Linked DNA regions of Homo sapiens: region 1 is linked to region 2. A link is a loop called in an ENCODE intact Hi-C map of the cell type or tissue named here. Cell type or tissue: mammary epithelial cell. All regions are shown on one strand. Links, peaks and the distances in the headings refer to the core of each region. The heading gives the core; the rest is flanking DNA.

Region 1 (8,320 bases), core at 1-8,000, 500 kb after region 2:
ACAGAGCAAGACTATCTCAAAAAAAAAAAAAAAAAAAAAAAAAAAATTGAAAGACTAAGGTAACAATTAGTGCATGTTTCCTTTGGATCCAAAAACTAATGGACCGTTTAGAGAGAAAGGCAGAACAAAGAAAGGGAGTTCCCAGACAGTGCTAGCACCAAGCAAGGAAGTGGAGATTGATTTCTCAACAAGAAAATGAGAGGCAAGTAGTAAACTTTGGAGATAATATCACTAGACAGATTATTTACTGGGCCAACAGCAAGGTGTTTCTGCCTTTCAATGTTGGCCTTGTTTCTAGGAGGCTTGAAGAATGCTTATTTGGCATTTGACTCAGCTTCCCCATCCATTTGCACATTGAGAATAGTCTCTTCTTATGACCATTTCTCAAGGCTGCAATGGAATAGACTGAGTAGATGTTCTTTCCTCTCTCAGTAGTTTGCAAACTACTGTGTAGATTGAGTCTTGTTTTTGAGTACACATAGTGATGCATGATGTGAGCCATTAAAATTTCATTTCATTCTGGATTTCAGCGAGATGAAGATAAGGATAAAGTTGGAAATGTGGAGTATTTTGGACTGGGCAACTCCCCTGGTTTTCCTCTGCAGTATTATCCGTACTATGGCAAACTCCTGCAGCCCAAATACCTGCAGCCCCTGCTGGCCGTACAGTTCACCAATCTTACCATGGACACTGAAATTCGCATAGAGTGTAAGGCGTACGGTGAGAACATTGGGTACAGTGAGAAAGACCGTTTTCAGGGACGTTTTGATGTAAAAATTGAAGTTAAGAGCTGATCACAAGCACAAATCTTTCCCACTAGCCATTTAATAAGTTAAAAAAAGATACAAAAACAAAAACCTACTAGTCTTGAACAAACTGTCATACGTATGGGACCTACACTTAATCTATATGCTTTACACTAGCTTTCTGCATTTAATAGGTTAGAATGTAAATTAAAGTGTAGCAATAGCAACAAAATATTTATTCTACTGTAAATGACAAAAGAAAAAGAAAAATTGAGCCTTGGGACGTGCCCATTTTTACTGTAAATTATGATTCCGTAACTGACTTGTAGTAAGCAGTGTTTCTGGCCCCTAAGTATTGCTGCCTTGTGTATTTTATTTAGTGTACAGTACTACAGGTGCATACTCTGGTCATTTTTCAAGCCATGTTTTATTGTATCTGTTTTCTACTTTATGTGAGCAAGGTTTGCTGTCCAAGGTGTAAATATTCAACGGGAATAAAACTGGCATGGTAATTTTTTTTTTTTTTTTTTTTTTGTTTTTTGGCTCTTTCAAAGGTAATGGCCCATCGATGAGCATTTTTAACATACTCCATAGTCTTTTCCTGTGGTGTTAGGTCTTTATTTTTATTTTTTTCCTGGGGGCTGGGGTGGGGGTTTGTCATGGGGGAACTGCCCTTTAAATTTTAAGTGACACTACAGAAAAACACAAAAAGGTGATGGGTTGTGTTATGCTTGTATTGAATGCTGTCTTGACATCTCTTGCCTTGTCCTCCGGTATGTTCTAAAGCTGTGTCTGAGATCTGGATCTGCCCATCACTTTGGCTAGTGACAGGGCTAATTAATTTGCTTTATACATTTTCTTTTACTTTCCTTTTTTCCTTTCTGGAGGCATCACATGCTGGTGCTGTGTCTTTATGAATGTTTTAACCATTTTCATGGTGGAAGAATTTTATATTTATGCAGTTGTACAATTTTATTTTTTTCTGCAAGAAAAAGTGTAATGTATGAAATAAACCAAAGTCACTTGTTTGAAAATAAATCTTTATTTTGAACTTTATAAAAAGCAATGCAGTACCCCATAGACTGGTGTTAAATGTTGTCTACAGTGCAAAATCCATGTTCTAACATATGTAATAATTGCCAGGAGTACAGTGCTCTTGTTGATCTTGTATTCAGTCAGGTTAAAACAACGGACAATAAAAGAATGAACACATTCCTCGTGTGTGATTCACTCTTGTCTAAATGTCCCAACCTGTGACTTCTTTACTTTCCACACCACTAATTATCCAAGATCTTGAAGAAGTATTGAACCTGAAACGGAGAAACACATAATTTCTTAGTTCAGACAAATTTTGGTCTTTTCCACTTAACAGAGTCCAAGAGGTTGGTCAGGACTTCAGACACTGGCATACCCCTTCCCAAAGACACTAAAAGTTAATCAATCAATCAGAGGCAGAGAATCGATGAAGCTCCAGTTTGAAGTTCCATTTAAAAAAATCATCTTGCAGTGCTACTGCTACTTCACTCAGTTTAGAAAACATGAAGTGTTGGTTCCTGCTATTGCTTCACTAGACATATGTGTTAAAAAAAAAAGTTGTTAGCACTTCAGTTTTTAAAAAATGAGGTTAGGTTTGTGGTTCAGTAAATTAAGGTTCATACCTTGCTTTTTGGTTCAGGGATTGGCCTAAGTCCTTATTTAGCTGTATTTAAAAATTAGCCTTAGTGTGAAAGAAGATAAAAAAGCTTTCCAAAAAACATTTTCCAGCTATAATTATTAAAGATTTAGTATCACTTAACTAACATGGGAAATGCCCACACTAAAATCAGGGCATTGTATTTCTGAAACGGAAACCTTTCGCAAAGCCTGTGCAGGCAGAGGAGCTCACACACATCCTTGACGTGGCACTGTGTCTTCAGGGGTGCTGCCCTCTTACAGAGAGACAGATCTGGAGGCCATGGCCGTTTTGGTGAGAAATGCCAGAAACAGCTTCAGTTTCCACCTACTGCTTCATATTTATAATCACAGTAATCTATTTCTCGTTTTGCTATTTCTAGAGCAACAAATTGTGTGATGCGAAATTAGTACCAGAGGAACAATGACTCCACTTAACAAAAAAATAGCAAGGGAACTATGAAAAATGGCACAACTGCTTAACTTTAATAGTTGAAGTCTTTAGGAGACTTCAGTAGTTGAAATGACACAGAAAAATCCTCAAACTAACATACCTACATGAAACTGAGTTTCTCAAAGTAACCCACATTTATGGAAATAGAAGTTTGTCTTGCAGAAACATCAGCTCATTTTGTAAGGTGTATGTGATATTTAAATTTGTGATGCTTGTGAATAAGGGAATGGGGCTTTAGGTCTGAGGAAAGGGGAGCATTCATTCAAACTGGAGGGTATTTTGCATTTTTAAGGCTGCTATAAGGTCACGACCTTGGTGAGACTTAACCTGTTTTCGTATGTATTGTGTACTTTCTGTTCTAAGCCATTGTGTGTGTCTGTAACTTTCTCCAAGATTCTCTCCAAATCTTGCTTCTCTTAATTTCTCCAGATTGTGCCAACCTATTTCCCACTCCTGATCTTTAGTGTTATATCACCACTAGGAGACTGGGGAATGTGGTTTGTGTTCTTAGACTCAACAGATACCTACCATATGCCAAGCATTCTTCTAACAGCTAGTGAGAGATCTATCAGTGAACAAAACAGACAAAACTCCATCTTTTTTCCTCTGCTGCTCATATTCTAGTGTTAACCATTTGCATATTTCTCAGACTCTTCAATACATTTATTATTTCTTTTTAATCAGTTTATTCTGACCCTCAGTAGATGACATATTTCATGGGTGTAGGGACAGTGCCATCTATCTCCCTTGGGGTGTTCTTACATTCAAGAAATGGGTTTTCACACAAGTCCTGTCAAATACTTAATTCCTTACACAATATAAAGGGATTGAGTTTTTCAAAGATAGGCTGACTACTTGGAATGAAAAGCATTTAAATACTGAAGAGAGAAAAAGGATTCTCTTTTCAACCCTTCATATTCTCGGAAGGAAAACTGAAATACCGAGTTAGTATGTCCTCAACCCTGGTTAATTTCCCTTGCAAACAAAGAGGGACAGGCCTTGGTGTCAGAAGCTTTGCCATAAGATGTTACCTAGCTAGGATTTTTAAACTGGTTTTCATTGTATTTTATTACCTTCAATTAAGAATAGTTTAAAACAAGTAGTTTTCCATTTATAGCAGTAAAATAAATTTGTTCAAGTATAGCACTGAATGGATTTAAAGAAAAATAGTAAAATTTCAGGTGGTAAATATGATAAAAAGCATGGAAGTGATAAATGGTTGGCTAAAATTTAGGACTCTGCTTGACAGTATAGCATTTTAGGCCAGGCACAGTGGCTCATGCCTGTATCCTAACACTTTAAGAGTCTGAGGTTGGAGGATCACTTGAGCCCAGGAGTTCAAGATCAGCCTAGACAACATAAGGAGATCCCCCCGTCTCTACAAAAAAAAAAAAAAAAAAAAAAAAAAATAGCCGAGCATGGTGGTACACGCCTGTGATCTCAGCTACTTGGACGTCTGGGGTGGTAGGACAGCTTGAGTCCAGGAGGTTCAAGTCTTCAAGGCTTCGGTAAGCCTGGGCAACAGAGTGAGACCCTGTCTTGAAAAACAAAAACAAAAAAAACAACCAAAAACGGCATTACCCAGAACCTATCTACTTTAGAACAATAGCATGCCCTGTCTGCTCCAGCTGCACCTAATACCAGAGGGAACTGCTCCAACTCCAAATTAAAAACATTATCAGTGATCAGAAACAAAAGTTCCGTTATGAGAACCTTTCAAAGCTCAGTAATAGCTTAAACTCCTGGCTTCTTAAAGGATTAGTAACACTTTGATATCTGTGTATATTTGGCTCACAGAGGAGAACCAAATAACATTACCTTGAAAATCTAGGACTAAGGGACCTTATGAATACAGAGGGAAACTATCCAAGGAACAGACAATAGCAGTTTTAATTGAGTGAATAAAGTGATCTTGGTTTCAAATTCAACTGAGAAAACATGACTTTCTCCTTTTTTCTTTAAGAGGGGGCTACTGTTAACCAGACATGTTATCTGTAGTCCCCTGGGCTCTACACTGAGAAAGATGATCAAGAAATAGATAAGCCTGTTATTCTTCCAACCGATGGTTCCAATGAGCACCCATATCCTAGTCATGTGAAACAAAGGGGTGAAACAAGGCGGGTATCTTGGTTCATGCTTTAATTCTCTATTTTTCTCTGAGGGACTTTCAGCATCAGTCCTTTCTGAGGGATTAAGTATCTTACTAAGGTGTTGACTCTTATTGACTACAGAATTCAGCTCTTTCATTTAGTCACAAAGGCATCCTAGACCCTAAGAGAATGCCCATATTGTAGTAAAGCATACTATCTGTAGCTAGCTTTATCACAAAGCCTTTACAAAACTTGGATTTCATAAAATCATAGGCGGCCTCTAGGGCTATCTTTTCCAAGGAGACACATACATTCCCCCTTAGTGTTGACCCTATACAGACCAGGCAGGAGGTGACACGGGTTAATTTAAAACAGCCAGCCACATATATCGGGCACAGCCAGTGCCCGATATAGTCATTACTTGGTCTGTCTTTTGGAGTGCTTCAAGGAGTATGGAACAATCCTGCAGGAATAGGACATAGGATCCTTTCCTTTTGATAAGGAGCAGGGGTTCTGAAATAACCAGCAGGTAAAGATTAGGCCTTGGGGAGGTTCTGATGAGTCTGCTTTGGAGCCTCTAGACAGCAAGAGAATAGTATAATAGTATAATACAACTCAGGTTATACTGCAGAAAATGAAACATAATAGATGGAGAAGTCCATGCCTACCATAAACGTTTGAAACCTTTGCCTAGAGCAGGCCTTTCTTTTCTTTCATTTGCAAATTTCTCCTGAGCCACCTGCTATGTACCCAGCACTGACAATGAAATGTTGGGGTGGGGTAGAGGTAGGGGGTCACAGGGGAGTGTCCAAACACACTAGGTCCTCATGAAATTTTTACTTTTGTACTTCTAAACGTCTTACATGGTCTAAACTATTCTCATCGATACCACTTCCTTCCCCTCCTTCTTCTGCCATTCATGTAACATATTCAACATATCCAACGGATAATGATACTTGACTACCTATAAGATTAAGTTGAAGGCTCGTTCTGTCTTTATCACCATTAAATTTAAATAAGAACAATAGCTTACATTTATTTACTACTTTATAGTGCATAGTCTAATTTCACATATAAATCTCATTTCCTTCCCAATAGCTTTGTGAAGCTTGTTATTCTTTCATTAGTGTATCAGACACTTTAGAGGTGGAATGCAGGCATCTATTTTCCAATGGTTTTTAATGTTGATTGAGTATCAGAAATGCCTATGGAGTTATATTTTCTTTTAAATAAGAGTACAGATGTGCTTGAACACTTAGAGAATCTATCGCACAGTTGTGGAATTCCAGCACCAAATTAAAATATGTGTGCCTGTGTCACTACACTAGATTTTTGGATAAAATCTAGTCAGTTTGATTGAAGTGCAATTTTGTTAGTGTTCCAATAATATGATACTGAGTTTTAAATATATCAGTGTATTTAGTAGATGACCAACTTTCAACTCACTTGGGCCCCTTACAGCCAAGGCTGGCTGCATGGGCCTGCAGTCTGTGCACGGGGCCACATGCCTAGAAGAGCCTTGTGTTTGGTTTAATGCTCTGCTGCTGCTGTCTTGAAATTCTTAATGAATTTTGAAAAAAAGGCCTGACATTTTTATTCTGCACCAGTTCTGCTTAAAGCCAAGGGCGTCTACTGTAGGGTTGCTTTAGCATGGTTGTCCTAATGACTGAATGAAAAATGTGGTTGAAAAGGCTGCTTTTAAAATAAGCAATGAACAGATCGATGGTTGAGAGTTGGGCGGGTTGGGGAAGGTGCAGGGTGAGGCAGATTATGGAAGGTGTGAGCTGGCAGACTCAGCGGGCATGGAACAGAGGCCCTGTGATGGCGCTCTGCAGCCTTGGGCAGGGGTGAGGAGGGGAGGGCTTATGCTGTGGGGATGGCAAGAGGCAGCTACCAGTAGGGGATGCACATGTGAGCCTTGAATGAACCTTTGCTGGGCTCCCTTTCCCTTTTTGTCTTCCCTCTCCAAGGCACTACTTACTTTTCAGCTCCCAAAATATGGGGCTCAGAAGTGGTCAATAGTGAGGAAAGGAGTGGTAACTGAAAGAAGTCTAGGGTTCTCTGGGTGGAAAGACTCAGAGGAAACATTCAAACCTTGATAGAAAGGAGATGAAAAATCCATCCTTGCCTATTGTTGTAGCTATAGAACCCCAAAAGCCCTTGGGCTGCAGATGTACCCCCCACAAATCTATTTATGGTCTAATTAAAAAATTAAGTTGAACTTAATCATAACAGTGTCTTCTTCAGATATGCTTATCTTCTCCGTAGGTTTAGTTGACATATTTGAAATGTTTTAAGACTAAATGAGCCGGGTGCAGTGGCTCATGCCTGTAATCCCAGCACTTTGGGAGGCCTAGGCGGGTGGATCACCTGAGGTCAGGAGTTTGAGACCAGCCTGGCCAACATGGCGAAACCTCGTTTCTACTAAAAATACAAAAATTAGCTGTGCGTGGTACTGCATGCTTGTAATCCCAGCTACTAGGGAGGCTGAGGCAGGAGAATTGCTTGAACCCCGGGGGTGGAGGTTGCAGTGAGCTGAGATTGTGCCACTGCACTCCAACCTGGGTGACAGGGCGAGACTCCTCAAAAAAATAAATAAATAAAAATAAAAAAAAGACTAAATGAAAATGTCACATTAAAATGACTATACATTTTTCTAATTCTGGAAACCCAATGTCTTCAGAGTTCTCTTTTAAAAACCTCAAGGCCAGGTGCAGTGGCTCACACCTGTAATCCCAGCATTTTGGGAGGCCAAGGCAGGAGGATCACTTGAGCCCAGGAGTTCGAAACTAGCCTGGGCAACATAGAAAGACTCTGTCTCTACAAAAAAATTAACAACAAAAAAAATTAGCTGGGTGTGGTGGTGCACACCTGTAGTCCCAGCCGCTTGGGAGGCTGAGGTGAGGGGATCACTTGAGCCTGGGAAGTCGAGGATGTAATGAGCTAAGATCATGCCAGTGCACTCCAGCCTGGGTGACAGAGCAAGACCCACTCTCTAAAATATATATAGATATGTATATATGAAATTAAAAACTCAAAAGATAAAAACCTCTTGATTCCTCTGACTGCCACCCACTAAGGAGAAAATTCCCTTTTAAAAGCTGGAAGGTAATTATATCTCAGCCCAGAGTAGAGTGGTGCTGACTTTTCTCTTTATGGAAAATATTTACCTTCTTTGCTAATATAACTAAAGGCTACAACTTTCCATAAATTCATCATAAAATTGTGTTTCATGACTCATCATTATCTAGCCCCTTTTGCCTCGAAGATGGTTTTGGTTGTAACTGGTATCTCCCCAGTCTCTCAAAATATGAACAGATGTTTGTTGCTTCTGTTCCCTTCTCCTCCCTACCTGTAAT
Region 2 (8,339 bases), core at 17-8,016:
CATCAATTAATTCTTGATAAAAGTGCCAAAGCAATTCAATGGAGAAAGGATAATCTTTATAACAAATGGTGTGAAAACAATTGATATCCATGTGCAGAAAAGACCTCAAATCTTACCTCATATCTTGCATAAAAATTAACTTGATATGGATCATCATAAACATAAACATAAGAGTGAAAATTGCAAAACTTTTAGAAGAAAAATTAGAAAAAAATCTCAGTGACCTTGGGTTAGGCCAAGGAGGCTGGAGCCCAGTCAGTGAAGGAGTGAGGAACCAGTTACGATGGGGAAGTGGACAGGGCTGATCGTGTTCAGGTTTGTTTCATTTGTCAAGAATGTTTTATAAAGTGGTTGAATACCTCTAGAAAGAGGTACATGGTGTTTGGCTGTCTCTTGATTTATGTTTTAAAATGGTCATCTTGGCTGTCATTTGGAGAATGGTTCCCAGTGAGGGCCAAGTGTAAAGAGGGGGTTCGATAAGGAGGATTGACACTGTTACATGGCTGAGATGAGAGCTATTGGGGCCTTGTATCAGTGTGATATCAGTAGAGATGGAAAGAAGTGAACAGATGGAGGATATTTGCCTATCACTTTATGGTTTGCAAAAGACTTTCAGATACTTTATCTCTTTTGGTTTTACAACAATCCTTGCGAGGTAGTAAAGATATAATTCTCATTTTGCAAGTAAGGGAATTAGCCTCTGAAAATGTAGATTTGTTTCTATCCATACAGCTAGTAAATGGAAGGGCTGTGTGGGGAAACTCAGTCTTCTTGATACAGTAGAGATGTTGCTTATTCCCTACCAAATTCCCTCCCCTGGAGCCAGAAGAAATCCCACACATGAGCATCATCGCCATAGCTAAATACAGTCACACTTTTTGGCTCTTTTCTGCTATAGCTCTATTTTGGGTTAATTTACCTCGTACTGACTCTCAAACAGTTTAACAGCTATTTCAGGCATCTATTTCTGCTCAAAGATGCACTGCTCCTATTTTTGTAAGCCAGATGATGCAGAGAATAGGTAATGCGATAGGAAAATTTTGCCCCTCATAAATCACTGACTCACATCATAACAAGATTACCAGAGATCCAAATATGTACTGTCTAATGACATCTGTAAAGATGACAGCACATGATTATATTCCTCTTTGATGTTTTAATAGTATTTACACAAAATAAAGACTATTTATAAAAAAGATACAATATTTGATATTTTACAGATATTATCTCCACTATTTTTTGCAATAATGCTGATAGGCTCAAGGACGTTAATTATCCCAAATACTTAGAAAGTGCTTTGTTTCAATGTTTGAATTCAAGTCTCTAAGGCCAAAGGCCAAGTTCTTTCCACCATGATACTGTTTATTAGAAGAAAGAGTAAAACCATTATGTACTTTCCTTCTTGGCATTTAGTATTTCCATCCCAGCCAGCACCAGCAGTGGGAAGCAGGCACGATTTCCCATAATTGAATACTTTAGTAAAGAATTTACAACTCAGAAGCACCACAAAATACAGTTCTTAGACTTTCTTCTAGATCATACCTACAATAAGAATCTTTGATCTTCTGCAGGCGTGACACTTGTTTATTATTTTATTTTACATGACTCCAGCACTCCTTCTCTCTACAAATACTACATGAACAACCCTGCTATTCAGCATAAGTGAATTAAAATGAAATTTTCCCATTTGTTCTTTTTAGGGATTTTTGCAAATGCTCTGGAAATTTGCAAGACCAGTGATTTGTTGACATCAGATCTATAGCCGGTAGCATTGTCAGCTGACAGCTTTCCAAAGAAGATAGGAAGTAATCAGTGCAACCTTTGTGGAAATTTGTTTAATAAAAACCCAGAGCAACATTGAATCTATATTCAACAAGAAAGATCTAAGTCTTAATATTCATATTGAGAAACTGGTTTGGAATGTTGATAAGATAAGTTGAATATAAATTATTACCAAACATAAACCTCTTTGGGGGATTTTGCTTATTTTCATTATCAAATAATGGCAATCAGTTTAGTTTTGCTGGTCAGTGACTAACCCTAAACCTCTTAACCTAGCTGGGAATAGGATGTCAAGCTTTGGTAGTGAGAGCTAGATGGCACTATGGTGTAATTCTGTGGGGTGCCCAATTATGAAGAGTTTGTCTGATTGTGATGATAGAGGTTTCTGGAATAAGAAATTCTGCTCTTTTTTGCTCGTGTCTTCTCTAACTGCACTTCTCTAAGTGCAATATAGTACAACATAGGAAGGCTAGGAAGAAGTTTCTGGTGTAGGAAGGCTGAAGATGAGCATTGTCTTCTGTCTTGCTCATTCACTCCTGCTCTTGATTTCTTTCTGATAAGCTGTGTGTGACATGCACAGATACACACACACACACATAAACACACACACACCCTTGTTGAGACTTTTTCTTTAAAAATCAATTAGGAGTATTTCAGACAAAAGATGATTTACACTCCTTCTAACCCATGTCCCTGATTCAGCAGTTTTTCCCTCTGGTGACACAGGTGCTATTTATAGGTCATACACGAGCTGAGGCCAGAGCCTACTATGTGAACAGCTTGTACTGTGGCAAGAAGGACAATGATTGTGAAAGCTAATCATATGAATTGGGGCATTCTTGTTATACCCTACTAAAACAGGGTGGAGAAGCCAGGGGGAGAAAACATTCCAAGCACATGACATTGATCTAAGAATGTAATTCTCTGCAAGCCTAGTTGCTGAAATTTCCTGCTGAAACCTGATTTATCTAAGAGCTGCTGAAACAACCCCTTGTGTTTTACCTACTGCCTTCAGTCACCAACCAAATCCTGCCAACTCTCCCAGACCTTACTAGTGCCAGTGAGCTTTTGCGAAGGACAATATGTAACGTTTCCTTTTTTAAAAAATAAAACCCCTAACCTCTTTGTTTTTGGGACATGCTAAAGACAGTCTGCATGTATGGCCTGAATTACCATTGTTTCCTCCCCACGAAATGGCTTAATTTCAGAGATTCATCTCTATGCTTTATTTGACTTTGACAGTACTTTAGAATTGGAAGAAGACATTAGCAGTTTCTCAGTTCAACTTCCCACTACCGGATGTTTGAAGTTCATCTCCTTAATTTTGAAAAACATTTGATTTCCTGATATTTGAGTCTATTTGCAGAAGTTTAGGAAGGCTAGGAAGAAGTTTCTGGTGTAGGAAGGCTGAAGATGTCGGCCATGACTGTGCAGTCTCCTATGATAGAGCAAGACAGGATGAAACTGAAGGGCCAGGAGATTAACAAAATGGTACCTTCTAAGTGTGTGCTGCTATGTTACATGGCATCCTGTAGGGGGAGCTAAGCCATTCAACAGCTTTAGCTGTAGCATTTAAGGCAATGATATCTTTTGCGTCTCACAACTCCTCTTTCTTTACCCTCCCTCCGTAGCTTTCCAGCTGCCAGAAATGTTATAAATACGTCATCTGCCCTCGATACAAGAAGAACAGACTATTCAGAGCACAGGAAAGAGAAAGACCATGATGGAAGAGATGATTGTGTGAGGGCCTCTAGGAAAATTTCCCTTCCCTCATATTTCCCCTTCAACCTGTCTGAGGATCATAGACACCCATTCTCAGAGATAAAGTGTATTTCTGAATTGAGGCTAGTTTTACTCCATAGGAACTTGTCAAAATGTACATGTCTTTGTTCACATAGTATGACCAGGTTTCCTGCAAACAATTTAAAAGAAAATGAGAAAATAAAAAGAGGTAAGCTATTGGAGTGCTGAGAATAGTGTTCTAAAAAATAAGTGGGATTCTAGGTAATTTTTGATAGGAGGAGAAGTAATGGCTGGAAGATGTGAGTGAGGTCTGGCTGCAGGAGTAGAGGTCTAAATGAGACATCTTGGGAATCCCGGGCAACTAGAGGTTAGCTTGAAGGTGAAACATTGGGAGGGGGATTGGTATTTGTGAGGGAGGAGAGGGTCATCTGTGAGGGAGGTGATGAGGAAGTGTCAAAAATTACTTTACTTGGATCCAAGTTCTCTTGAGAATTTGTCCTGGAACCTAAGGTTCTATTCTCATCATAAATGCACTTTTAATTTTTTAGTATTTAGAAAATCCATTCCATGTAGCATTACTGTTGGGTGCCTCTTTAACATTCTTTTCTTCCGCTCTTACTTCCTCACAGACTTGGTTTTGTTAGTATAAACAACCACGTCCGGAGAGCCATGTGTCTAGGGAAGGCTGGTCCCCGGGCCAGCCCAGGGATGGAGGTTGAGGGAGTTGACAATGATGTTCCAAGCCAATCAAAGTGGTTCTACGCACTTTAGGTGTCTTTGGTTCAGGGCAAATGATAATTCTGGCCACTGAACCATGAAGAAAAGTCTGTTGGGGGCAGCTAGGAAAAGTTAACTTGCTTTAACAAAGATACAGACAGAAAATGGTTTCTTCTTCCTCTAAACATTTTCTTGTCTGGATGATGTCACGTCTGGAATTACTGTAGAATCTTGAAACCAGGAGAAAAACGAATCTGAGGGCAAAATGACCCATCCAAAATGTCAGGACACATAGAGAGAGAAAGAAATTGGATTCTAATGCTGTTAAATCAGCTGACTCTGCAGTCACCCTATCTCGAGAGTTCTTGCTTTGTGGCGTAATGAACTTTCTTTTTGCCCCAGCTTCACTGAGGCATAATTAACATAAAACTGTATATACTTAAGGTATATAACTTGAAGTTTTGATAAATGTACACATTGTGAAATGATCACCACATTCAAGCTAAGCTAATTAACATATCCATCACCCAAATAGTTTCTTTCTTTTCTTTTTCTCTTTCTTTCTTTCTTTCTTTCTTTCTCTTTCTTTCTTTCTTTCTTCCTTCCTTCCTTCCTTCCTTTCTTTCTTTTTTTCTTTCTTTCTTTTTTCTTTCTTTCTATCTTTCTTTCTTTCTCTCTTTCTTTCCTTCCTTCCTTCTTTCTTTTTCTCTCTCTTTCTTTCTTTCCCTTCCTCCCTCCCACCCACCCTTCCTTCCTTCCTTCTCTCTCTTTTTCTTTCTTTCCCTTCCTCCCTTCCTTCCTTCCTTCCTAGAGTATTTACAATGTATCTCTTAGCAAATTTCAAGTATGCAGTACAGTATTAGCTATTTTTTAAGTTTATTGAGGTAAATTTATATACATGAAAATGCATTCTTTTTTGCATAGAAGTCTGTGAGTTTAAACAAAAACATTGGAATTGTTTATCTGTTATGCATTGTTAGTGTCTTTTCTGATTAATTAAGTCATTTTATTCAGAAAATATTTATTTTGCATTAACTGTGCCAACCAGGTTCTATATAGAATTTACAATGAGACATGACATGGTCCTTTGCTTCAAGAAAATAATTATTTCCTAAAAAATATGCAAATGAAAGATGATTCTATAGTAGCACTATTTTGAAAACTAAATCTCAGAGTCTTTAGTTTCATTCGTTCAACCATTCACTCTTTTATTAAACATTTGTTGAAAGCGTATGATGTCTGTCTGCAGATATATAAAAGATAAAATCCATCTTCAAAGGGAGACAGAATTGTAAATTAAGAGTTATAATACAATAAAATGTGTTCCACTAGGAGTTTGTATAACTTTTTATCAGCACGTTAGTTATGGCACATATAAATTTCTTTGTAATCTTGTCAATCTATGCCTGCTTTTGCTATTCTCTTAGTTTATAAGAACCTTGAAGGCTTTAATAACTCATGTCTGACTCTTCTTTGTACCTCCAGAAAAACTAGCATATTGTCTTGTCTAGTAAATGCTCAAAATAAATATTTGTAGAATAAATTAAATATTTGTTGAGTAAATGAGACAAGTTTAGTAGGTCTTGAAGGAAGTGTCACATTTGTCTCTAATGCCTAGATCCTTTGACTAATGTAAGTGACTAAAGAAAAGTCAAAGGCACAACTATTTATGATAGAAAAAATTTTTACACAGAAAGTTGTCATTACCGCTATCTTTATTTTGGCCTTCCTAACCAACATTTAAGATAAATCAAGTGGTCCATCTTTAACTTTTGACAAAGGCAAATTGAGTGCCCTATCTCATTGACATTTGACCAAATAAGGATGTAATGATGTTCCATTGACCTTTATCTAGGCATAATTTGTCATATCAGCTGAATCTAGTCTTGTCAAATACTGATATATAATTTTCCATAATTCAGCATATTTTTAGAACCCTTCTCTTTCATGCTATTCATAATTTCCAACATTGTGCCCTGCAGATCTACTTGGCTTTAACACCTGGTTTTTGAGGGTGTATAATGTACTAGAACATATATAATCTGATTTAGTTCTCACAACAGCCATATAAAATTTTCAATACTCACAAATACCTATTACAAATGCTAATAATGTAAACACCATATCCCTTTCTAAACGTTACATGTACTCTTGTGTGGGCTGCATTTTTACATAGATATTTGGAGGAAAACCAAGAGATGTGGTTCAGTTAAATAGGCAGTTAATTTAAACTCCCTTGTTCTTACAGTGTGTGTTGTGTTTTGTTTACATATGAAGAACGGGACATCACAAAGGCTGGCAGATCCAAGTGAGCACTGCATGAAGGGAGAGGGCAGGTAAACTGGAGATGGAGGAATTGGCCCTAGCGCTGCACTACCAGCAATTATTTAGGGAATTTTTCTCCAAATGTATATGTTCAGAAGCTATGTAGAGAAACATGATCTCATGCATAAAAGCATTTGAGAAATGCCCTCTATTGTATCATAATGTAAAGGTTCAAAGCAGTCCTTCAGCAAAGGAATTTTGCTCAACCAAGCTTTTTCCAAACTTTACCAAAGAAATGTTGGTAGATGTATTTATATGTGCAACATTCATTCATTTCTTTATTCATACAATAGGTATTTCTGAGCACTTACTTTGTGCCGGGTCCAGACACTGGAGATTCCAGCAGATAAATCTTCATCCTCATGGCTCTTGCCGAATAGGGATATATCAAGGAACAGATTTTGGGAAACACTGGTCAAGGAGTTCTTGCAACCACTGCTATAAGAAGGAAAAATTCAAGGATATATGATTTTTTCTTTATATGTGTAAATATGTGGGACAATTACTAGTCATCAGAGCAGTGGGCTCTCATCTTGCTTTGGCTCTTACAAATATGCTCCAGGGGCAAAGTTACAAAAACCACAGGACTTGAGGGCTTAGAGAAATGTTTTTCTCTTCGTTCTATAAGCTAATTTGATGCCCCAACACACAAATACTTGCTGACCATGAGTATTGTTTGTGGCCAGCTGGCCATACAGATACCTTCTCTGGAACCTTCCTGGTTTCTTCCCGACCTGTGTTCGCTCTCATTCCCGTCTTTACTTCCATCAGAATATTTGTTTACATATCCCCAACCTCAATCCCACCTTTTACTTGTCTAGCCTTTATATTTATGCCAATTTTTCTCAGTAATTTCCTACAGAATGAGGAAAAAATGACTTTTGTAGTTATGCCATAGAATCTTTGAGAGAAAAGTTTCAGAATAGTAACAAAATCTAAGGTGAAATTGAAAAGAATTGGGTGGTGAGTAGAATTGGAAGTGAAGAAAGTTAGTGATGGAGTTGAGAATTTGGGGTAAAAGGAAGGCAGAAGTGAAGAAAGTTAGTGATGGACTTGAGAATTTGGGGTAAAAGGAAGGCAAGATAAAGAAAGTTTACTTAACTAGTTTAGCAGAAAAGTTTTAATGAGCATTTATGGCCACAGAGAACATTTAGGTGTATCTTTAGTGTGAGGTAAAGAATCCTGAGAAAGGAGATTCATTTCCTAGGTGAAGGAGTCAGGTTGGCAGGAAGGATTAATTATGAAAAAAAAGGAGTTTATTTTATACTTGATTCAGATGGGAATGAAGAAAGGCTGGACATAAAAACTTTGAAATTGACATAAGCTGTTTCATTCAGACCTGTTTCATTCAGAGCCACATGCGTTGTCTACTATTCCTTTACAGAATATGTCACTAGACATTGAGTCAGCTTTTCCTGTAGTTCCTAAAGGGGAGGTAAAGCCCAAAGATGAAGACAAAAGGCTGTAAGTGTCCAGCATTCTAAGTTAAAAGACCTATCAGATCCCTTCCTAAATGGGCTTATTAGAGAGGCTCTCCTACCAATCCCTGTTCCCTCCTTTGCCAATATAATAGGCCCAGAGAAGTGGAGGTCACCTTAGGATGCAGAAGGAATTAAGAGAAACCCTGTCCTTCCTGCCCATGGGAAAGACTTCCCTCCCTGAAGCCCAGGCAAGTGAAGAAGGCTGTCCAAGGATTGTAAAGATTGGGGATTTGGGCATGAAGGGAAACTATTGGCATTTCATTCTTCAGCTAGTTTCTGCTTTTGAAGCTG

The links. Peaks named below come from ENCODE experiments on the same cell type or tissue, not always from the same donor. Only the 100,000 strongest peaks of a DNase experiment are listed, where the experiment ranks them.
Region 1: it touches region 2 in a loop (5-fold over the local background); 11 of 110 quality-filtered maps call a loop at or near these places.

The regions. Positions count from the first base shown.
Region 1 is chr1:169,130,762-169,139,081 of GRCh38, forward strand. ATP1B1 (ATPase Na+/K+ transporting subunit beta 1) reads left to right here. Exons shown (of 6, transcript NM_001677.4): 6 at 531-1,958. The coding sequence ends at 794. It overlaps NME7 (NME/NM23 family member 7), which reads right to left. Exons shown (of 12, transcript NM_013330.5): 12 at 1,770-2,056. The coding sequence ends at 2,024. Among named protein-coding and RNA genes, the nearest start is that of ATP1B1, 28 kb to the left of the region's middle. In mammary epithelial cell, for the core only: a CTCF peak has its summit at 3,612; no DNase peak of the experiment used is centred there.
Region 2 is chr1:168,634,271-168,642,609 of GRCh38, forward strand. LOC105371604 (a long non-coding RNA gene) reads right to left here. Exons shown (of 3, transcript XR_922259.3): 2 at 6,879-7,005; 3 at 3,854-4,496. Among named protein-coding and RNA genes, the nearest start is that of XCL1, 62 kb to the left of the region's middle. In mammary epithelial cell, for the core only: CTCF peaks have their summits at 2,100 and 3,310 (motif pointing right); DNase peaks (open chromatin) are centred at 2,121 and 2,641; H3K27ac peaks cover 2,039 bases.